Regions from separate parts of the Homo sapiens genome. Here region 2 is linked to region 1. Evidence: chromatin loops called from intact Hi-C (ENCODE). Cell type or tissue: chondrocyte. All regions are shown on one strand. Links, peaks and the distances in the headings refer to the core of each region. The heading gives the core; the rest is flanking DNA. Region 1 overlaps SYCP1 (synaptonemal complex protein 1). Region 2 has its middle 11 kb from the start of SIKE1.

Region 1 (12,250 bases), core at 1,311-9,310:
TATGCTCTTACCTTGTCTTTTTTTTCTTTAAGAGTAGCTGTGTTTTCTTTTGCCTCTCTTTTGAGTTTTTCCTATTAAAAATAAATATCAAGTACAAGTAACATAAACATCACAATGATCACAAATGAATATTATCAAAATCTTTCCTAGTAAGTATTAACAAAGAAAGATGACGAACCTCTCAATCTTATAAAGTAATAAAAAGAAAAAAAAGAAAAGTTAGTTCCTTTCTACAGAGGTATTATTTGGTTTTGATTATCTCTTCCTTTATTCTAATCAGTCTCTAGTGTATATCTGTGGACTTTTGAATAAGTCTCTTAAAACTCTGAATCTCAGCTTTCTTATTTGTAAAATAAAGCTAATGGAACAAATTACAGAATGAGAGATACGCACAAGTAACTAAGCTGTGAAAAGTTGCAAAAAGATCTAAAATATTGTGAGCCTTTACAGGCAGAATTAGATTTTTCTATGCATGTTGAGAAAAGGTGCAGTTCAGTTAGACTTTGGGTATGTGTATAGTCAAGATAAAAATGGAAAGGAGAGCTGTGGTCAGAATGGAAAGAGTGATATGCTAATATCATTAGATAGAATTTATTCAGTAAGATAAAAGAAAAGCCTGGCCTACATAAATGAATATGTAGGGTGCCTGTAATATGACAACCATCTGAAGCACAAAATTTTTACAACTCCAGGGAGTATTAGAGGTCTTAGAAAGTAAAAATCTCCAAGTGTGCAGAATTTTAGGCAGTAAAACTCGCCCATGATGTCTATGCCAGTATCTATCCTCACTGAATACCTTGCATACACCATGTTATCTCTCCCATAGCATTGCTCCTAATCACAGAACTCACTTCACTATGAAAGAAGCTGGCTGTAAACTGATGCAATAGTATTTACTGTTCTTATTATGTATCCTATAACCTACCAATGGTTGATCTTCAGTTATAGTGACAATTGGAGTCTACTCTAAGGGGCTGGAATGCTGTCTTTTAGGACAAAGCACATTTTCTAAACCAGCAATATCGTAATGACTCTCAGAATATGTATCTTGGCTTCTAGAGGACAGACGGGAGAAACCATCGCCTACAACTGCACTGTCTCTGCAATTCTGACTTTTCCTCGTCTGGAGATCTTGGTAAAGTCTCTTCTAATATAATATATGTTTCCAAGGTATGAAACAGCTCATACAAGAATGCGTATCTTTAGTGGTAGCTAAATAATCATCAGTTCCCTTAAACCAAAGAGATGGCCAGACCACTAAGGTTCCTATTTAATCTGAATAAGTAAGATATTCCTATAATACGGCCTGGCAAACAGAGAGTTGACTTGATCACCAGAGTAGAGAATGACAACCTTGTAACCAAATTTTGGATCTAAATAAACGTATCAGCCTATAGCCTTTTGAATAAAAAGGAAGCCTGGTACTCTAGTGGAAAAGTTCTGAAATAATATCACAAATACATACTGCATCCTTCCTACTATCTTGTGCACCAAGGATTAAAATATTAAGACATGGGTAATTGCACATCAACTAACATTAATTATTGGGAATCTATAATGCCACTATTTTTTCACTGGTCAGAGTGCAAGCATATCAGCATCAAGCAATAATTAGAATTTTATCAGAGTCTACTTCATGGTGAGCCCATGGAACCATAAACCTATCTTGTGCTCATTTTTTTAGATTCTAAGAATATAGTTTGAACAAACTCAATAAAAGGAATAATCCCCATGTTTGTTCTGACCACAGAGTCACAGAGTAAGAGATTTTAAAGTTGAAAGGACCAACTTTGAATCTCTCTCTCCATATCAAGATAGTAAACAAATTTCACATTGCTAGGCAGAGATTAAGGCCCCATCAAATTAATGAAAGATATAGGAAAAATGATTTATCATAATCCCAAAAAGCCAATCTATTTTAATTAGAAGTTAAGACAGTCATCTAGTAACAGTTTCCTATACCAATGGGCTTATAGGTAAAGTGGGGATTGTCATATTGACTGAGAACTTGGAAAAAAGTTGCATATAAAAGATGAGCTGAATCTATGTAAATATAAAGCTCAAGTTAAAGAGATACAGGAATCATAGTGAAATAATAGAATATACATTTTTATCAATCTTGACAATGTAAAATAATAAATACTAAAATTGTATATGTAGGGCAATATGAAACAGGAGACAGTATTAGATACATTATTTTAAAATATAAAGGTAATCAATAAACTAATTTAAAAGACTACATATACCTTCCAAATCAACCAAAGTAAGACACACACACACACACACACACACACTTACTTTAGAGAATAAGAAAGAAAATATGTAGTGAATATGTAGTGAAAAATAAGATGACAAAAACATTATTAAGATATATAATCAATGAAGAGTTAATATCCAGAATCATAAACAACTCCTACAACTCAACAACACAAAAATTGGATTAAAATTATTATTAACCCAATTCAAAAATGGGCAAAAGACTTGAATAATCAAACCACCAAAGAAGATATACAATGTCCAACAGGCATATTAAAAATAGTCACCATTGCTAATCATATGAGAAATGCAAATCACAGCCACATGAGATATTGCCTACACACATTAGGATGGCCACTATCAAATGAATAGGAAATAACAAATGCTGATGTGGATGTGGAGAAATTAGAATCCTTATGCACTGCTGTGTGGGAATGTCAAATGGTACAGTCACTACAGCCAATATAGAGGTTCTCAGAAAATTAATGATACAGTTGCCATATGATCTAAGAATCCCACTTCTGGAAATATATCCAAAAGAATTCAAAGCAAGATTTTAAAGAGATAGTTGCACACTCACATTCATTACAGCATTATTCACAATAGCAAGAGGTAGAAGCAACTCAAATGTCCATCAAAAGAAAAATAATAAGGAAAAGATGGTATACACATATAATAGAATATTATGCAGCCTTTAAAAAGGGCATCCTGTTACATACTACAACATAGATAAACCTCGAGGACATTATGCTAAGTGAAATAAGCCAGTCACATAAGCACAAATACTGTATGATTCCACTCATATAAAGTATTCAAAATCAGAAACAGGATGTGCAAAGGTGGTTGCCAAGGACTGGGAGGAAGAGGAAAAGGGAATTCGTGTTGAATGGGTATAGACTTTTAGTTTTACAAGATGGAAAACTACTAGAGATCTGTTGCACAACAGGATGAATATACTTAACACTGCTGAACTGTACATTTAAAAAGTGTTAAGATGGTGCACTTAATGTTATATGTTTTTATCACAATAACAAAGTTAAAGTACAAACCATTCAACTTATGCATATCAACATAAAAGTGCTAAATAAAATATTGGCCAGCATTATCTAACATCACATTTTAAAAATACATCATAACCAAATAGAGTTTATTACAGAAACACAAGAATAAATCAAAACTGATACATATCATATCAACAAATACAATCAGGAAAACTAGCCTATTAGTCAAAAAAAGACTCTTGGATTACAGATTCAATCAAGGTTAATAAAAAGTAGACAAAAACACAGGAGACAAATACAAGAAGAAAGTGAGGGTCACAATATGAATACCAGATAAAGCTGACTTTGGGGCAAAAATACAAAAATAAAGTATACTATTTCCAAAAAAAACAATGAATTAGTATAAACTTTTATACAACAAATAGTATTCATCAAAATATGCAATGCAAAATTAGTAGAGAATTCAAAAGGAAGAGAAAGATAATAGTAATAGAACCCTTAACTCCTTTTAGCTCATGACTGATCAAACAGAAAAAATATATAAGAAATTTGAAGTACACATAATTGAAATAATACAGTAAATCAAACTTCTTGGTAAAGATGGTAAAGCCAGCTTACAAAATCTTCCTTCTCCTAAACTAACAACAACAACAAAAAAGCAAGACAGGAAGAGAGGAAAGAAACAAAAGTAGTTAAAAACTGGCAAAAATACATTCAACAACAAAAACATACAATCTCATGCTATAATCGGTAATACTAGTGAGGCTCAGTAAGAGAGCCACAATATACAAATGTGCTCATTTCACCCTACTCACTGTGGCTCCTCACCCTATTACTACTTGTATAGTATTGGTGAAAGAAAATGAAAACATATAATAATGAAAGTAAAGGTCACTAATATACCTGAATTTTGTAAGAAGAGATTTGAGGACATAAATAGGCAATCCAGGAAAAAGATGCCTAGAAAATGCATAATGAGTGATCAGCAGGAAAAAACCACTTAAGTTTATATTTTGGTCTCTCTCGATTGGAGAAAGGAAGCACAACCACAACCATAAAGAATTAGTTATCCTTGCCAATAAACAGAACATACTAGACATAAAGTCAAAAGATAAACTTCTTAAACAGAAGATTCCTCTAAAAGAATACAAAGCACAAAAAGAGACTCACTAAGAGCACCAGGTAAATTTTATCTTTTTCTCTGGGCTCCTTTCATCACCCTGTAAGCAGAATATCCCAAATCATATTTATATCTTTTCACTCACAAAGCTGTGCAAGTGACATAACAAGAGCTTGAAGAGACGTAAAATGGCAAAAATAAATAACCACGGCTTATCCTATCAGATAGACACACAGGCCCCAGGGCTCTACACTGAGCTGGTAAAAAGATCTGAAGCCTGAGGGAAATACATAACAAGAAAACTACGAAACACTGGACTTAATCTGCACTATAGACCAAATGGATCTAATAGATATTTATAAATATTTCATCCAACAGTTGCAAAATAAACATTCTTCTCCTAAGCACATGAATCAGTCTTAAGGACAGACCATATGCTAGCCACAAAACAAGTCTTAAACATTCAAAAATGGAAATCACATCAAGTATCTTCTCTGACAACAATGAAATAAACCAGAAATCAATAACAAAGGGAATTTTGGAAACTATAAAATCACATGGAATTTAAACAATATGCTCCAGAATGACCAGTGGGTCAAAGAGGAGATTAAAATGGCAATCAAAAAATTTATTGAAACAAATAATTGGAATACAACAACAAAATCTAAAGGATACAGCAAATGCAGTACTAAGAGGGATGTATATAGCTATAAACACCTACATCAAAAAGGAAGAAAAACTTCAAATAACCTAATGATGCATCTTAAAGAACTAGAAAAGCATGAGCAAACCAAACCCAAAGTTAGTAGAAGAAACAATAAAGATCAGAGCAGAAATAAATGAAATTGAAGAAAATGATACAAAAGATCAACGAAACAAAAAGTTTACTTTTTTGAAAAGATAAACAGAATGACAAACCGTTAGCCAGGCAGACTAAGGAAAAAAAGAGAGAGGCCTCAAATAAATAAAATGAGAGAAGGAAAAGGAGACATTACAATCAATACCACAGAAATTCAAAGGATCGCTAGAGGTTACTATGAGGTAAATATATGCCAATAAATTTTAAAACCTAAAAATAAATAAATTCCTAGCCACATACAATCTACAAAGATTGAACCATGAAGAAATCCAAAACTTGAATAAATCAATAACATCTAGCAAGATTGAAGCTATAATAAAAAGTCTCCCAGCAAAGAAAAACCTAGGACCCAATGGCTTTACTGCAAAATTTTACCAAACATTTAAAGAAGAATTAATACCACCCCTGCTCAAACTATTCTGAAAAATAGAGGAGAGGGGGTTACTTCCAAACTCATTCTATGAGGCCAGTAGTACCCTTAAACCAAAACCAGACACAAAGACACATCAAAAAAAGAAAACTAAAGGCCCATATCCCGGATGAACATTGATGCAAAAATCCTCAAAAAATACGAGCAAACCAAATTCAACAACACATTGAAACATCATTCATCATGGCTGTGTGATTTATCCCATGGATGCAAGAATGATTCAACATACACAAATAAATCAGTGTGATATATCATATCAAACCATATGATCATTTCAATTGATGCTGAAAAAGCTTTTGATAAAATTTAACATCCCTTCATGATAAAAACCCTCAATAAAACTGGGTATAGAAGGAATGTATCTCAACATAATAAAAGCCGTATATGACAGACTCACAGCTAGTATCATACTGAATGGCGAAGTACTGAAAGCTGCTGGAGCAAGATCTCAGCCCTACACACTGGAGGTCTGGATATAAATTTGGCTCTGTTGGCTGTTGTGGGAGTACAGAGGGAGTGAAACTGGCCTTGCTGGCTGTGTGGGAGCTGGGTGAGGCCTGTCAATGCCAACTTTCCCCCTACTTCCCTGGCGAACTGTACAAAGCATCAGAGGGAGCCATAATCCCCCTTGGAACATAACTCCATTGGCCTGAGAACCACTACCCCACCCCTCACAGTGGCAGCAGCAAGCCCTGCCCAAGGAAAGTCTGAGCTCAGAAACGCCTAACCCTGCCCCCACCTGATGGTTTTTCTCTACCTGACGTAGTAACTGAAGACAAAAGACATAAATTCATGGGAGCTCTATGGCTCTGCCCATTACCTGAGAAACCTGAATACTTATCCAGGTGATGTTAGGCCAAGTTTGTATCCCTCCACACTACCATCGATGTTGCTCTCTTAAAGACAACACCATGTGGCTGGAAGCCAACCAACTCAAGGCATTACAGCAACTCATAACAGACCAACCCTACTCCAAGGAAGGGGAAAACAACATCTAATTCCACCGGCTGTAACACCCTGGCTAACCAGAGGTCCTGAACTTGTTCACATCACAACTTCACTGCCAGCATAACCAGCATTTGAGAAAACCAGCATACTAAACAAAACTACAACCAAGGACTCTCATAGAGTCTGCTTCACTGCCCTGCCACCTCCACTGGAGAAGGTGCTGGTAGCCACGGCTGAGAGACCTGAAGATGAATCACATCATAGTACTCTTCACAGACACTCCCCACTACCAGCCTAAAGCCTGATAGCTCCACTGGGTAGCTAGACCCAGAAGAGCAATAACAATCACTGCAGTCATGCTCTCAGGAAGCCCCATCCCTAGGGGAAGAGGGAGAGCACCACATCAAGGGATCACCCCATGGGACAAAAGAATCTGAACAGCAGCCCTTGAGTCCCAGATCTTTCCTCTGACATAGTCTATCCAAACTAGAAAAAAAAAAAACAATTCTGGTAATATGACAAAACAAGGTTCTATAACACCATCAAAAGATCACACTAGCTCACCAGCAATGGATCAAAACCAAGGAGAAATCTCTGAATTGCCAGAAAAAGAATTCAGAAGGTCGATTATTAAGCTACTCAAGGAGGCACCAGAGAAAGGTGAAAACAAACTTAAAGAAACTTAAAAAATAATACAGGATATGATTGAAAAAAAATCTCTGAAGAAACAGATATCATAAAAAAAAATCACAGCTTCTGGAAATGAAAGACATGCTTACAGAAATGCAAAATACACTGGAAAATTTCAACAATAGAACCGAACAAGTAAAGGAAAAGACTTTAGAGCTCAAAGACAAGGCTTTCAAATTAATCCAATCCAACAAAGACAAAGAAAATATGGGGACAGGGGGCTGGCAAGATGGTCAAATAGAACAGATCTGGTCTGCAGCTCCCAGTGAGACCAATGCAGAAGGTGGGTGATTTCTGCATTTCCAACTGAGATACCCAGTTCATCTCATTGGGACTGGTTAGACAGTGGGTGCAGCCCACAGAGGGCGAGCAGAAGCAGGGGTGGGTGTTGCCTCACCTGGGAAGTGCAAGGGACCGGGGAACTCCATCTACTAGCCAAGGGAAGCCATGAGGAACTGTGCCATGAGGGATGGTGCTACCTGGCCCAGATACTATGTTTTTCTTATGGTTTCTGCAACCCACAGACCAGGAGATTCCATTGGGTGCCTACACAACCAGGGCCCTGGGTTTCAAGCACAAAACTGGGTGGGTGTTTGGGAAGACACCTAGCTAGCTGAAGGTGTTTGTTTTTGTACCCCAGTTGCACATGAAACTCCAATGAGACAGAACTGTTCGCTCCCCTGGAAAAGGGGCTGAAGCCTGGGAGCCGAGTAGTCTTGCTCAGTAGATCCCATCCCCATGGAGCCCAACAAGCTAAGATCCACTGGCTTCAAATTCTCACTGCCAAAACAGCAGTCTAAAGTCAACCTGGGATGCTTGAGCTTGTTGGGGGAGGTGGAGGGGAGTCCACCATTACTGAGGCTTCAGTAGGCGGTTTTCCCTTCACAGTGTAAACAAAGCCACAGGGAAGTTCGAACTAAGCAGAGCCCACCACAGCATGGCAAAGCCACTGTAGCCAGACCACCTCTCTAGTTTCCTCCTCTCTGGGCAGGGCATCTCTGAGAGAAATGCCCTGGAACAAAGCACCTGGGGGAAGGGGCACCTGTGGGTGCAGCTTCAGCAGACTTAAATGTTCCTGCCTGCCAGCTCTGAAGAGAGCAGAGGATCTCCCAGCACAGTGCTCGAGTTCTGCTAAGGGACAGACTGCCTCCTCAAGTGGGTCCCTGACCCACGTGCCTCCTGTTTGGGAGACACCTCCCAGCAGGGGCCAACATACACCTCATATAGGAAGACTCCAGCTGGTATCTGGCGAGTGCCCCTCTGGGATGAAGCTTCCAGAGGAAGGAGCAGGCAGCAATATTTGCTGTTCTGCAGCCTCCGCTGGTGATACCCAGGAAAACAGGGTCTGGAGTACACCCCCAGCAAACTCCAGCAGACCTACAGAAGAGGACCCTGACTATTAGAAGTAAAACTAACAAACAGAAAGCAGTATCATCAACATCAACTAAAAGGATGCCCACGCAAAAACCCCAACTGAAGGTCTCCAACATCAAAGACCAAAAGTAGATAAATCCATGAAGATGAGGAAAAACCAGTGCAAAAAGGCTGAAAATTCCAAAAACCAGAATGCCTCTTCTCCTCCAAAGGATCACAACTCCTTGCCAGCAAGGAAACAAAACTGGATGGAGACTGAGTTTGATGAATTGACAGAAGTAGGCTTCAGAAGGTAGGTAATAACAACCTCCTCCAAGCTAAAAAAGCATGTTCTAACCCAATGCAAAGAAGCTAAGAACCTTGATAAAAGGTTACAGGAAGTGCTAACTAGAATAACCAGTTTAGAGAACAGAAAAGACCTGATGGAGCTGAAAAACACAGCATGAGAACTTCGTGAAACATACACAAGTATCAATAGCTGAATCAACCAAGAGGAAGAAACGATATCAGAGACTGAAGATCAACTTAATGAAATAAAGTGTGAAGACAAGATTAGAGAAAACAGAATGAAAGGAATGAACAAAGCCTCCAAGAAATATGGGACTATGTGAAAAGACCAAACCAACATTTGATTGGTGTACCTGAAAGTGACAGGGAGAATGGAACCAAGTTGGAAAACACACTTCAGGATATTATCCAGGAGAAATTCCCCAATCTAGCAAGACAGGCCAACATTCAAATTCAGGAAATACAGAGAACACCACAAAGATACTCCTAGAGAAGAACAACCCCAAGACACATAATTGTCAGATTCACCAAGGTTGAAATGAAGGAAAAAATCTTAAGGGCAGCCAGAGAGAAAGGTCGGGTTACCCACAAAGGGAAGCCCATCAGATTAACAGTGGCTCTCTCTGCAGAAACCCTACAAGCCAGAAGAGAGTAGGGGCCAATATTCAACATTCTTAAAGAAAAGAATTTTCAACCCAGAATTTCATATCCAGCCAAACTAACCTTAAAGTGAAGGAAAATAAAATCCTTTACAGACAAGCAATGCTAAGGGATTTTGTCACCACCAGGCCTGCCTTACAAGAGCTCCTGAAGGAAGCACTAAATATGGAAAGGAAAAACTGGTACCAGCCACTGCAAAAACATACCAAAATGTAAAGACCATCAACACTATGAAGAAACTGCATCAACTAATGGGCAAAATAACCAGCTAGCATCATAATGACAGGACCAAATTCACACACAACAATATTAACCTTAAATGTAAACAAGCTAAATGCCCCAATTAAAAGACACAGACTGGCACAGTGGATGAAGAGTCAAGACCCATCGGTGTGCTGTATTCAGGAGACCCATCTCACGTGCAAAGACACACATAGACTCAAAATAAAGGGATGGAGGAATATTTACCAAGCAAATGGAAAGCAAACAAACAAACAAAAAGCAGAGATTGCAATCCTAGTCTCTGATAAAACAGACTTTAAACCAACAAAGATCAAAAAAGACAAAGAAGGGCATTACATAATGGTAAAGGGATCAATGCAACAAGAAGAGCTAACTATCCTAAATACATGCACCCAATATAAGAGCACCCAGATTCATAAAGCAAGTTTTAAGAGACCTACAAAGAGACTTAGACTCCCACACAGTAATAGTAGGAAACTTTAACACTCCACTGTCAATATTAGATAGAAGAATGAGACAGAAAATTAACAAGGATATTCACGACTTGAACTCAGCTCCGGACCAAACAGACCTAATAGACATCTACAGAACTCTCCACCCCAAAGCAACAGAATATACATTCTTCTCAGCACCGCATAGCACTTATTCTAAAATTGAACACATAATTGGAAATAAAACACCCTCAGCAAATGCAAAAGAACGGAAATCATTACAAACAGTCTCTCAGACCACAGTGCAAGGAAATTAGAACTCAGGATTAAGAAACTCACTCAAGGCCGAGTGCAGTGGCTCACGCCTGTAATCCCAGCACTTTGGGAGGCCGAGGAAGGCCAATCACCTGAGGTCAGAAGTTCAACAACAGCCTAGCCAACATGGTGAAACCCTGTCTCTACAAAAAGTACAAAAATTAGCCAGGTATGCTGGCACATGCCTGTAGTCCCGGCTACTTGGGAGGCTGAGACAGGAGAATCGCTTGAACCCAGGAGGCAGAGGTTGCAGTGAGTCAAGATGGCGCCACTGCACTCCAGCCTCAGTGGCAGAGCGAGACTCCATCTAAAAAAAAAAAAAAGAAAGAAAGAAAAAAGAAAACAGGAATTCACTCAAAACCACACAACTACATGAAAACTAAACAACCTGCTCCTGAATGACTACTGGGTAAGTAACAAAATTAAGGTGGAACTAAATAAGTTCTTTAAAACCATTGAGAACAAACACACAACGTACCAGAATCTCTGGGACACAGCTAAAGCAGTGTTTATAGGGAAATTTGTAGCACTAAATGCCCACATCAGAAAGTGGGAAAGATCCAAAACCAATACCCTAACATCACAATTAAAAGAACTAGAGAAGAAAAAACAAACAGATTCAAAAGCTGGCAGAAGACAAGAAATAATTAAGATCAGAGCAGAACTGAAGGACATCGAGACATGAAAAACCCTTCAAAAAAATCAACGAATCTAGGAGCTGGTTTTTTGAAAAGATTAACAAAATAGATAGACTGCTAGCCAGACTAATAAAGAGGAAAAGAGAGAAAAATCAAATAGACACAATAAAAAATGATAAAGGGGATATCACCACTGATCCCACAGAAACAGAAACTACCATCAGAGAATACTATAAACACCTCTACACAAATAAACTAGAAAATCTAGAAGAAATGAATAAATTCCTGGACACATACACCCTCCCAAGACCAAACCAGGGAGAAGTCAAATCCCTGAATAGACCAATAACAAGCTCTGAAATTGAGGCAGTAATTAATAGCCTACCAACCAAAAAAAGCCCAGGACCAGATGGGTTCACAGCCAAATTCTACCAGAGGTACAAAGAGGAGCCGGTACCATTCCTTCTGAAACTATTCCAAAAAGAAAAAGAGGGACTCCTGCCTAACTCAGTTTATGAGGCCAGCATCATCCTTATACCAAAACCTGGCAGAGACACAACAAAAAAGGAAAATTTCAGGCCAATATCCCTGATGAACATCGATGTGATAATCCTCAATAAAATACTGGCAAACCTAATCCAGCAGCACATCAAAAAGCTTATCCACCGCGATCAATTCCTGGGATGCAACGCTGGTTCAACATATGCAAATCAATAAACATAATCCATCACATAAACAGAACCATGTAAAAGCCACATGATTATCTCAATAGATGCAGAAAAGGCCTTCGATAAAATTCAACACCCCTTCATGCTAAAAACACTCAATAAACTAGGTATTGATGGAACATATCTCAAAATAATAAGAGCTAATTATGACAAACTCATAGCCAATATCATACTGAATAGGCCAAACCTGGAAGTATTCCCTTTGAAAACCAGCACAAGACAAGGATGCCCTCTCTCACCACTCCTATTCAACATAGTATGGGAAGTTC
Region 2 (12,250 bases), core at 2,830-10,829, 180 kb after region 1:
CATTTACAGAAATCAACCTTATATGTATATATTAGTTTCCTAGGATTCCTATAACAAATTACCACTGTGTGGCTTAAAACAACAAAAATTTATTCTCTCACAGTTATAGAGACCAAAAGTCTGAAATCAGGGTGTCAGCAGGGTTTGTTACTTTGGAGTTTCTGATGGAATTCATTCCATGCCTCTCTCCTAGCTTCTGATGGCTAGAGGAAATCCTTCACATTCTTTGGCTTATAGACACCACTCCAGTCTCTGCCTCCATCTTTACATGACATTCTCTCCTGTGTGTCCCTGTGTCTTCTTCTTTTGTTTCATAAGAACATCTGTCGTTGGATTTACAGCCCACTCTAATCCAGGATGAGTTCATTTCGAGATCCCTTCCTTAATTATATCTTCAAAGACCTTTTTTCCAAATAAGGCCACATTCACAGGTACTAGGAGTTATAGCTTGGACACATCTTTTAGGGAAACACAATTCAATCTACTACAATGTGTATTTAAACCTTTTAGAAAATAGGGAACTCAATTAAAATTTATTACCAGGACAAGAAATTATCAAGACAACCAATCAGAATTACAGAATTTTAGATATTAAAGGTTACTTTCAGAGGCCACAGCAACAATCTCTGAAGTCATAGTGTCTTACAAGACTCTTAATTAAAATTAATATTTACAAGGAGAATTTTATGATACAAACTAGTATCTATTTACTGACCTTCTTGGAGAAGACTAAACATTTCTCCTTATCTTGTTAGTATTTCTTTCACCATAATTATGAAGGCCTTTGGTTTTTCAAGCCTAAGTCCTAGAAAACCAGCCATTAATTGGCATCAATATGGGAAAAAACCAGCTCTGAGAGCTCAAAACTGACCATATGGGAAAGGAGAAAGGAGTAAAATAGGATACTTAGTAAATGCAGTATGGGACATGAAATGCTTTCCATCTATGCTTCCCACCATAGATTATAAGTTTCTATAAAGATTTGCATTTTGAATTATTGAAAATTTTTTCCAGAGGTGGCATTAACAGGTATGGTATGGATGTGTGGACATGACTCAAAGGAGCTGTGTGAGTGGTACTGGCCAGATAAAGTACAGTAGCTCTGCCCTTGCCTCTGTTATTGGACCAATGGGCTCACCTTCTACTTGCAGAGCCCTGTACTCCCATACTTCTGCAGCATTTCTCATGTTCAGTGACAAAAGTAAGCCTGTTATCCTGTCTGTGTGGTATGGCTATAGCAATGGGCATGGTATTGGAAGAGGAATTTGCAATAAAATGTACAAGTCCCTCCCTCACTAGAGTTCAGGTGTGGCAGGAACACTGCCTTGTGGGTCAGATTTGGCATTTCAATCCTCAAAGGATCTCTGGGGCAAGGTATATACCCAAAAAGAAGCAGAAGTGGAATTGTAAATAGGGTAGTCTGAGAGTTGAGCATAAAGTTAGGGAGACCCACAATTGCTTTCTGGCCCAAAGAGCAAGAGTGAAATAATAAGGAGCAAATGTAGCCAAGAAACAGGAGACAGACGGAAATTAGACCAGAATGAAAATAATTCAGAACAAGTAAAAGCGGTCTTGGGTAATTTGTATAATTTCCACAAAACAACACTAAAGATTGGTTTATTGATGGGTGAGGTGGAAGTGTTGGATTATCTTGAAATGTAGAACTCCTTTCAACTTCATGCCTCCCCAGTTATACTTCTGTGTATCTACCCAGAAGAACTGAAGGCAGGGACTTAAAGAATATTTGTACACTCATGGTCATAGTGTGACTGGCTTAAGTCCTACTGCTCAGCACTCAGAGGCCAAATACAGGAGAAGCAAGGTGTGGTGAAAGAAGAGCAACTTTAGCATTAGCGACTAATGCTAGCAGTTGGGGAATGGCCAAAGGGCATTCTGGTTACAAATCTGGTGCCCCAGGTAAGGAACTGTGTATTTTGATCGACTCAACCTGTACACTTGGTTTCCAATGAGTGGAGCAATTGGCTGTGGCGTGCACCAGGGCTTACCCACCCATGCTACTGGGCAGGACAGAGTCCACTTGCAAACTCCAGCTTCTCATGGCTAGCTGACCTCACAGCTGGGACCTTAGGGAATTCCCAGCAGTTGCCAAGACTGCTTTTGTCTTGGGGATTTTCCCTTCTCTCCCCTTCATGTCTCCCCTACATGGACCTGGTATAGGTCATCTGTGGTGCTGTGTAGGCCTCTGTGACATCTGGACTGAATGCAGGTCACTCTGTGGTGCCACCTGGGTTTCACACAAGATCTCAGGACTTTTCTCCAGTCTTCCCTCTTTAGGATCAATTTGGAATGCTGGGTCTACATCAGATCTGTTTGTGTTTGTGTCTCTGTTTACTGTTACCCCTCCATCCCAGAGTACTTTAGCACAGTCTCTGTCCCACCCAATAAGACCAGTCTCATCTGCTTGTCAGAAGGCAGCAAGAGAGGCTGCTCCTGTCCTTCTTGGGGAGTAACAGTTTTCAATCTCCTGGCCCCTGATATTGTCATCCTTTTGGGGAATCCAGAGTATTTCCTGTAACTGTGTCAAGCTTTGGGGGATGTAGTGGGGAAGCATGTGAACTTTTTCCTAGACTATCTGGGACTCCAGCTGGTTATATATTATTGCCAGTTTTTGTGCACATTTTTAACTAATGGGCAAATTATACTAAGGAAAATTCACAGTTCAAATGGTTAGCCTGCAACTATAAAGTTAAGAAGTCTTCTAAAGCTATCAATTTATTTTCTTTTCTGCCTACTTTGAACCTGTTATTAAGCTACTGGTGTTGAAATAAAACTTACTGTTTCAAGGTTACTTGGAGATTTCATTTTTCTTATACACATCAGCCAGTTCTGGCTAAAATGGAAACATTAGAAACTTATTTGAAACTGACAGAAAAAAAAGAGGTAAAAGATGTTTTTAAAATCAAAACTGCCATGAAAACTGCTTTACCCAAATTCTGGTCCACAGCTTTCCTTAGATTACCTATCAGGTTTTAGCCATGTGAACAGGTTCCAATTTCATCAGAAAAATAATTTGGATTCAGCTATCTTTTGTAAAGTGGTGAGTTTGTATTGCTATCTTAAGGCTAGGGTTCTGAGGTAAAAGCTATTGGACCTTTGTGCATGTATGTATACATGTTTTGATAAGCTTATGGGTATGTACATGTATTATGTTATACGTTGTGTCTAGCATGCTACAAAACTGGCTTAAAAGTAAATGGGTACTCATAAATTAAGTCCAAATGCTTTTCAAATTTACATGAATCTCTGGTAAATAAAACTGGCTTTAAAATTATTGACAAAAATAGGCCAGGCATGGTGGCTCACATCCATAATCCCAACACTCTGAGAGGTCAAGGCAGGAAGATAGCTTGAGCCCAGGAGTTTAGACAAGGCTGAGCAATGTAGCAAGACCCAGTCTCTGCAAAAAATAGAAAAATTAGCCAGGTGTGGTGGCACATGCCTGTAGTCCCAGCTATTCGGGAGGCTGAACTGGAAGGATTACCTGAGCCTGGGGAGGTCAAGGCTGCAGTGAGTTGTGATTGCGCCACTGCACTCCATACTGAGCAACAGTGAGACTCTGTCTCAAAAAAAAAATTGGTAAAAATAGAAATGTCATCAGAATTGTCAGCATACATTTTTGTCTGAGTTTATTGAACAAATGATTTTATATTTGTCTCTGTCTCTATATTAAGATGTCAGGGTTTGTCACAAAGGTTGTGAGACTATAAACCCAGGCAAAAACAGAATAATCTTTGTGTGATTTTTTTTGTCAAATAAGACTAATTTAATATTGTTGGTTCAATGAAAATAGCTGAATCTTCTGAGTTAACAGCAAAAGGCATTTAACTTTAAGGTTCTTACTTAAGTGTTCACCTGCTATTCCGACTTTAAAAATGATTAACTGGGAAATAAATTCAAATAATAATTAGTTTTGTGTAATATCTCGGTTTTCACAAGTAATCTAGAGAAACTGTTAAAATGAAAAAATTGAGTACATGTAAGTAAGATAAATGCTTATAAGTGGACTTTATGTATAATTTTAAATTTTTTAATTATTTTGAATTAAGTAATAAATTCTCATTTAATGTCTGGGTAATTTCCAATTAAGAAAAGCTTATGATATAGAAAAACATATTTCTAAAACTGTGGAATGGTTTCATCTATAAAATGCTAACATCCATCAGACAGTTCAGAGTTTTCTGCACTAAAATTTAAGGTTTCAAAGGATAAGTATTCTAGCTGATATACGCTTCTGTAAGTTGTGTTCTTATTGAAAAAAATTGTGTCATTTGGAGGTTACTTGAAAGTTATTTATTGAAGAAGGTTAAAAAATCAGTAAGTAGGGGAGCGAGATGTGAAAAAAGTTATGGCATATTTTTGGTAAGGAATGCCATAAAGAAAAGAGAATAGTTTTTATGAAAAAGGATCTTGTACGGTAAATTTTTGTCCTAAAGCAAAATGACTGATTATTTAGGAAAGAGGACAAATTAGGAACCCCAAGCATGTCATAGTTACGTGTAAGTTATGACAAGGATAGTGAAGGAGAATTTATCAAAGGAATTTTGTGTGTGATTAAGTTAGCTATAATTTTTTTTTTTTTTTTTTGAGACAGAGTCTGGCTCTGTCACCCAGGCTGGAGTGCAGTGGCACAATCTCGGCTCACTGCAAGCTCCACCTCCCAGGTACACGCCATTCTCCTGCCTCAACCTCCCGAGTAGCTGGGACTACAGGTGCCCGCCACCACACCCAGCTAATTTTTTGTATTTTTAGTAGAGATAGGGTTTCACCATGTTAGCCAGGATGGTCTCAATCTCCTGACCTCGTGATCCACCCGTCTCAGCCTCCCAAATTGCTGGGATTACAGGTGTGAGCCACCACACCCAGCCGAGTTAGCTATAATTTAAAAGGAAGTGTTTACAATAGTCTTTCTAAAGAATGATCCCCAGAGATTGGCAAGACGGCCAAATAGGAAGAGTTACAGTCTGTAGCTCCCAGCAACACCAACACGGAAGGCGGGAGATTTCTGCATTTCCAACTGAGGTATATTGTTTGTCTCATTGGGACTCGTTAGGCAGTGGGGACAGCCCACAGAGGGCGAGCAAAAGTAGGGTGGGGCATCACCCCACCGGGGAAGCGCAAGCAGCCAGGGGTCTCTCCCTCCCCGAGCCATGGGAAGCCGTGAGGGACTGTGCTATCTGGCTCAGATACTATGCTTTTCCTACGGTTTTTGCAATCCAATCCCCAGACCAGGAGATTCCCTTGTGTGCCTACACCACCAGGGCCCTGGGTTTCAAGCACAAAACTGGGCGGCTGTTTGGGCAGACACCGAGCTAGCTGCAGGAGTTTTTTTTTTCTTACCCCAGTGGTGCCTGGAACCCCAGCGAGACAGAACTGTTCACTCACCTGGAAAGAGGGCGGAAACCAGGGAGCCAAGTGTTCTCACTCAGCGGGTCCCACTCCCACAGAGCCCAGCAAGCTAAGAACCACTGGCTTGGAATTCTCACTGCCAGTCCAGCAGTCTGATGTCAACCTGGGATGATCAAGCTTGGTGTAGGGGGGGCATCCACCATTACTGAGGCTTGAGTAGGCGGTTTTCCCCTGACAGTGCTAAGGAGGCTGGGAAGTTTAGATTGGGCCAAACGCACCACAGTGTGGCAAAGCGGCTGTGGCCAGACTGCCTCTCTAGATTCCTCCTCACTGGGCAGGGAATCTCTGAAAGAAAGGCAGCAGCCCCATCAGGGGCTTATAGATAAAACTCCCATCTCCCTGGGACAGAGCACCTGGGGGAAGGGGAGGCTGTGGGCACAGCTTCAGCAGACTTAAATATTCCTGCCTGCCAGCTCTGAAGAGTGCAGCAGATCCTGACAAGGAGCATTCTCCCAGCACAGCGCTTGAGCTCTGCTAAGGGACAGACTGCCTCCTCAAGTGGGTCCCTGACCCCCGTGCCTCCTGACTGGGAGAGACCTCCCAACAGGGGTTGACAGACACCTCATACAGGAGAGCTCCAGCTGGCATCAAGCCGGTGCCCCTCTGGGATGAAGCTGCCAGAAGAAGGAGAGGCAGCAACCTTTGCTGTTCTGCAGCCTCCGCTGGTGATACACAGGCAAACAGGGTCTGGAGTGGACCTCCAGCAAACTGCAGCAGACCTGCAGAAGAGGGGCCTATTAGTAGAAAAACTAACAAACAGAAAGCAACAACATTGCCCTCTCCCTCTCCCTCTCCCTCTCCCTGTCCCTCTCCCTCTCCCTCTCCCTCTCCCCATGGTCTCCCTCTCCCTCTCTTTCCACGGTCTCCCTCTCATGCCGAGCCGAAGCTGGACTATACTGCTGCCATCTCGGCTCACTGCAACCTCCCTGCCTGATTCTCCTGCCTCAGCCTGCGGAGTGCCTGCAATTGCAGGCGCGTGCCGCCACGCCTGACTGGTTTTCGTATTTTTTTGGTGGAGACGGGGTTTCGCTGTGTTGGCCGGGCTGGTCTCCAGCTCCTAACCGCGAGTGATCCGCCAGCCTCGGCCTCCTGAGGTGCCGGGATTGCAGACAGAGTCTGGTTCACTCAGTGCTCAATGGCGCCCAGGCTGGAGTGCAGTGGCGTGATCTCGGCTCGCTACAACCTCCACCTCCCAGCCGCCTGCCTTGGCCTCCCAAAGTGCCGAGATTGCAGCCTCTGCCCGGCCGCCACCCCGTCTGGGAAGTGAGGAGCGTCTCTGCCTGGCCGCCCATCGTCTGGGATGTGAAGAGCCCCTCTGCCTGGCTGCCCAGTCTGGAAAGTGAGGAGCATCTCTGCCTGGCCGCCATCCCATCTGGGAAGTGAGGAGCGCCTCTTCCCGGCCGCCATCACATCTAGGAAGTGAGGAGCGTCTCTGCCCGGCCGCCCATCGTCTGGGATGTGGGGAGGCCTCTGACTGGCTGCCACCCCGTCTGGGAGATGAGGAGCGTCTCTGCCCGGCCGCCACGTCTGAGAAGTGAGGAGACCCTCCGCCTGGCAGCCGCCCCGTCTGAGAAGTGAGGAGCCTCTCCGCCTGGCAGCCACCCCGTCTGGGAAGTGAGGAACGTCTCCGCCCGGCAGCCACCCCGTCCAGGAGGGAGGTGGGGGGGGTCAGCCCCCCACCAGGCCAGCCGCCCAGTCCGGGAGGGAGGTGGGGGGGTCAGCCCCCCGCCCGGCCAGCCGCCCCGTCCAGGAGGTGAGGGGCGCCTCTGCCCGGCTGCCCCTACTGGGAAGTGAGGAGCCCCTCTGCCCGGCCACCACCCCGTCTGGGAGGTGTGCCCAACAGCTCATTGAGAACGGGCCAGGATGACAATGGCGGCTTTGTGGAATAGAAAGGGGGGAAAGGTGGGGAAAAGATTGAGAAATCGGATGGTTGCTGTGTCTGTGTAGAAAGAGGTAGACATGGGAGACTTTTCATTTTGTTCTGTACTAAGAAAAATTCTTCTGCCTTGGGATCCTGTTGATCTGTGACCTTACCCCCAACCCTGTGCTCTCTGAAACATGTGCTGTGTCCACTCAGAGTTAAATGGATTAAGGGCGGTGCAAGATGTGCTTTGTTAAACAGATGCTTGAAGGCAGCATGCTCATTAAGAGTCATCACCACTCCCTAATCTCAAGTACCCAGGGACACAAACTCTGCGGAAGGCTGCAGGGTCCTCTGCCTAGGAAAACCAGTGACCTTTGTTCACTTGTTTATCTGCTGACCTTCCCTCCACTATTGTCCTATGACCCTGCCAAATCCCCCTCTGTGAGAAACACCCAAGAATGATCAATAAAAAAAAAAAAAAACAAAAAAAAAAACAAAAAACAAAAAAGACCATGTCATCTGTGAATAAAAAAAAAAAAAAAAAAAAAGCAACAACATCAACATCAACAAAAGGACCTCCACACAAATACCCCATCCAAAGGTCATCAGCCTCAAAGATCAAAGGTAGATAAATCCATGGAGATGAGGAAAAAACAGCGCAAAAATGCTTAAAATTCCAAAAAACAGAATGCCTCTTCTCCTCCAAATGATTGCAACTCCTCTCCAGCAAGCATGCAAAACTGGATGGAGAATGAGTTTGATGAATTGACAGAAGTAGGCTTTAGAAGGTGAGTAATAACTCCTCTGAGCTAAAGGAGCAAGTTCTAACCCAATGCAAGGAAACTCAGAACCTAGATAAAAGGTTATAGAAACTGCTAACTAGAATGACTAGTTTAGAGAAGAACATAAATGACCTGATGGAGCTGAAAAACACAGCACAAGAACTTTGTGAAGCATACACAAGTATCAATAGCCGAATCAATCAAGCAGAAGAAAGGATATCAGAGATTAAAGATCAACTACTGAAATAAGGCTTGAAGACAAGATTAGAAAAAAAAAGAAAGAAAGAAAGAAAAGGAACAAACAGCTGGGCGTGGTGGTTCACGCCTGTAATCCCAGTACTTTGGGAGGCCAAGGCAGGCGGATCACCTGAGGTCGGGAGTTTGAAACCAGCCTGACCAACATGGAGAAACCCCATCTCTACTGAAAATACAAAAATTATCTGGGTGTGGTGGCACATGCCTGTAATCCCAGCTACTCAGGAGGCTGAGGCAGGAGAATTGCTTAAACCCAGGAGGCAGAGGTTATGGTGAGCCAAGATCATGCCATTGCACTCCAGCTTGGGCAACAAGAGCGAAACTCCATCTCAAAAAAAAAAGAAAGAAAGAAAGAAAGAAAGAAAGAAAGAAAGAAAGAAAGAAAGAAAGAAAGAAAAGGAGCAAAGCCTCCAGGAAATATGGGACTAGGTGAAAAGACCAAACCTACGATTGATTGGGGTACCTGAAAGTGACGGGGAGAATAAAGCCAAGTTGGAAAACACACTTCAGGATATTATCCAGGAGAACTTCCCCAACCTAGCAAGACAGGCCAATATGCTGATTCAGGAAATACAGAGAACATCACTAAGATACTCCTTGAGAAGAGCAACTCCAAGACACATAATCGTCAGATTCTCCAAGGTTGAAATGAAGGAAAAAATGCTAAGAGCAGCCAGAAAGAAAGGTCAGGTTACCTACAAGGGGAAGCCAATCAGACTAATAGCAGATCTCTCGGCAGAAACCCTACAAGCCAGAAGAGAGTGGAGGCCAGTATTCAACATTCTTAAAGAAAAGAATTTTCAACCCAGAATTTCATATGCAGCCAAACTAAGCTTCATAAGCGAACGACAAATAAAATCCTTTACAGACAAGCAAATGCTGAGATTTTGTCACCATCAGGCCTGCTTACAAGAGCTCCTGAAGGAAGCACTAAATATGGAAAGGAAAAACTGGTACCAGCCACTGCAAAAACACACCAAAATATAAAGACCAACAACACCATCAAGAAACTACATCAACTAATGTGCAAAATAACCAGCCAGCATCATGATTATAGGATCAAATTCACACATAAAAATAATAACCTTTAATGTAAATGGGCTAAATGACCCAATTAAAAGACACAGACTGGAAAATTGGAATAAGAGTCAAGACCTATCTGTGCTGTATTCAGAAGACCCATCCCAAGTGCAAAGACACACATAGGCTCAAAATAAAGGGATGGAGGAATATTTACCAAGCAAATGGAAAGCAAAAAAAAGCAGGGGTTGCAATCCTAGTTTCTGATAAAGCAGACTTTAAACCAACAAAGATCAAAAAGACAAAGAAGGGCATTACATAATGGCAAAGGGATCAACACAACAACAAGAGCTAACTATCCTAAATATATATGCACCCAATACAAGAACACCCAGATTCATAAAAACTAGTTCCTAAAGACCTACAAAGAGACTTAGACTCCCACACAATAATAGTGGGAGACTTTAACACCCCACTGTCAATATTAGATAGATCAATGACACAGAAAATTAACAAAGATATTCAGGACTTGAACTCAGCTCTAGACCAAGCAGACCTAATAAATATCTACAGAACTCTCCACCCACCCCAAAGCAACAGAATATACATTCTTCGCAGCACCACATAGCGCTTATTCTAAAATCGACCACATAATTGGGAGTAAAACACTCCTCAGCAAATGCAAAAGAATGGAAATCATGACAACAGACTCTCAGACCACAGTGCAATCAAACTAGAACTCAGGATTAAGAAACTCACTCAAAACTGCACAACTACATGGAAACTGAACAATCTGTTCCTGAATGACTAATAGGTAAATAACGAAATTAAGGCAGAAATAAGTTATTTGAAACCAAGGAGAATAAAGAGACAACATGCCAGAATCTCTGGGACAGAGCTAAAGCAGTGTTTAGAGGGAAATTTATATCACTAATTGCCCACATCAGAAAGCAGAAAAGATCTAAAATCAACACCCTAACATCACAATTAAAAGAACTAGAGAAGCAAAAGCAAAGAAACTCAAAAACTAGCAGAAGACAAGAAATAGATCAGAGCAAAAAAGGAGATTGAGACAAAAAAAAAACCCCCGTCAAAAAATCAATGAATCCAGGAGCTGGTTTTTTGAAAAAATTAACAAAATAGACAGACGGCTAGCAAGACTAATAAAGGAGAAAAGAGAGAAGAATCAATCAGATGTAATAAAAAATGATAAAGGGGATATCACCACTGATCCCACAAAAATACAAACTACCATCAGAGAATACTATAAACACCTCTTTGCACATAAACTAGAAAATCTAGAAGAAATGGATAAATTCCTGGACACATACAACCTCCCAAGACTAAACCAGGAAGAAGTTGAATCCCTGAATAGACCAATAACAAGTTCTGAAATTGAGGCAGTAATTAATAGCCTACCAACCAAAAAAAGTCCAGGACCAGGTGGATTCACAGCCGAATTCTACCAGAGGTACAAAAAGGAGCTGATACCATTCCTTCTGAAACTATTCCAAACAATAGAAAAAGAGGGACTCATCCCTAACTCATTTTATAAGGCCAGCATCATCCTGATACCAAAACATGGCAGAGACACAACACAAAAAAAGAAAATTTCAGGCCAATATCCCTGATGAACATCAATGTGATAATTCTCAATAAAATATTGGCAAACCAAATCCAGCAGCACATCAAAAAGCTTATCCACCACAACCAAGTCAGCTTCATCCCAGGAATGCAAGGCTGGTTCAACATACACAAATCAATAAACATAATCCATCACATAAACAGAACCATGTAAAAATGACATGATTATCTCAATAGATGCAGAAAAGGCCTTTGATGAAATTCAACATCCCTTCATGCTAAAAACTCTCAATAAGCTAGGTATTGATGGAATGTATCTCAAAATAATAAGAGCTATTTATGACAAACCCATACTCAATATCGTACTGAATGGGCAAAGCTGGAAGCATTCCCCTTGAAAACCGGCACAAGACAAGGATGCCCTCTCTCACTACTCTATTCAACATAGTATTGGAAGTTCAGGCAAGGGCAATCAGGCAAAAGAAAGAATACAGGGTATTCAAATAGGAAGAGAGGAAGTCAAATTTTCTGTGTCTGCAAAAGACATGATTGTATATCTACAAAACCCTATCATCTCAGCTCAAAAACTCTTCAAGCTTATAAGCAACTTCAGCAAAGTCTCAGGATACAAAATCAATATGCAAAAATCACAAGCATTTCTATATACCAATAATAGACAAGCAGAGAGCCAAATCATGAGTGAACTCCCATTAACAATAGCTACAAAAAGAATAAAATACCTAGGAATACAACTTACAAGGGACCTGAAGGACCTCTTCAAGGAGAACTACAAACCACTGCTCAAGGAAATAAGGGAGGACACAAACAAATAGGAAAAAAAAATTCCATGCTCATGGATAGGAAGAATTGGTATCATGAAAATGGCCATACTATCCAAAGTAATTTATAGATTCACTGCTATTCCCATCAAGCTACCATTGACTTTCTTCACAGAACTAGAAAAAACTACTTTAGATTTCATATGGAACCAAAAAAGAGCCCATATAGCCAAGACAATCCTAAGCAAAAGAACAAAGCTGGAGGCATCACACTACCTGATTTCAAACTATACTACAAGGCTACAGTAACCAAAACAGCATGGTACTGATAGCAACACAGATATATAGACCAATGGAACAGAACAGAGGCCTCAGAAATAACACCACACATCTACAACCATCTGATCTTCGGCAAACCTGACAAAAACAAGCAATGGGGAAAGGATTCCCTACTTAATAAATGGTGATGGGAAAACTGGCTAGCCATATGCAGAAAACAGAAACTGGGCCCCTTCCTTATGCCTTAAACAAAAATTAAC

The links. Hi-C counts contacts between places; a loop is a spot of excess contacts. Peaks named below come from ENCODE experiments on the same cell type or tissue, not always from the same donor. Only the 100,000 strongest peaks of a DNase experiment are listed, where the experiment ranks them.
Region 2: a loop joins it to region 1, with 4 times the contacts of the local background. A loop is called at or near these places in 1 of 110 quality-filtered maps.

What each region holds. Positions count from the first base shown.
Region 1 is chr1:114,965,378-114,977,627 of GRCh38, reverse strand. It overlaps SYCP1 (synaptonemal complex protein 1), which reads right to left. Exons shown (of 32, transcript NM_003176.4): 28 at 12-71. Among named protein-coding and RNA genes, the nearest start is that of TSHB, 58 kb to the left of the region's middle. In chondrocyte, for the core only: no CTCF peak of the experiment used is centred there; no DNase peak of the experiment used is centred there.
Region 2 is chr1:114,785,489-114,797,738 of GRCh38, reverse strand. No RefSeq gene overlaps it. Among named protein-coding and RNA genes, the nearest start is that of SIKE1, 11 kb to the right of the region's middle. RefSeq lists a silencer at 2,298-2,515 and enhancers at 5,970-6,877, 6,878-7,787. In chondrocyte, for the core only: no CTCF peak of the experiment used is centred there; DNase peaks (open chromatin) are centred at 5,977 and 6,978.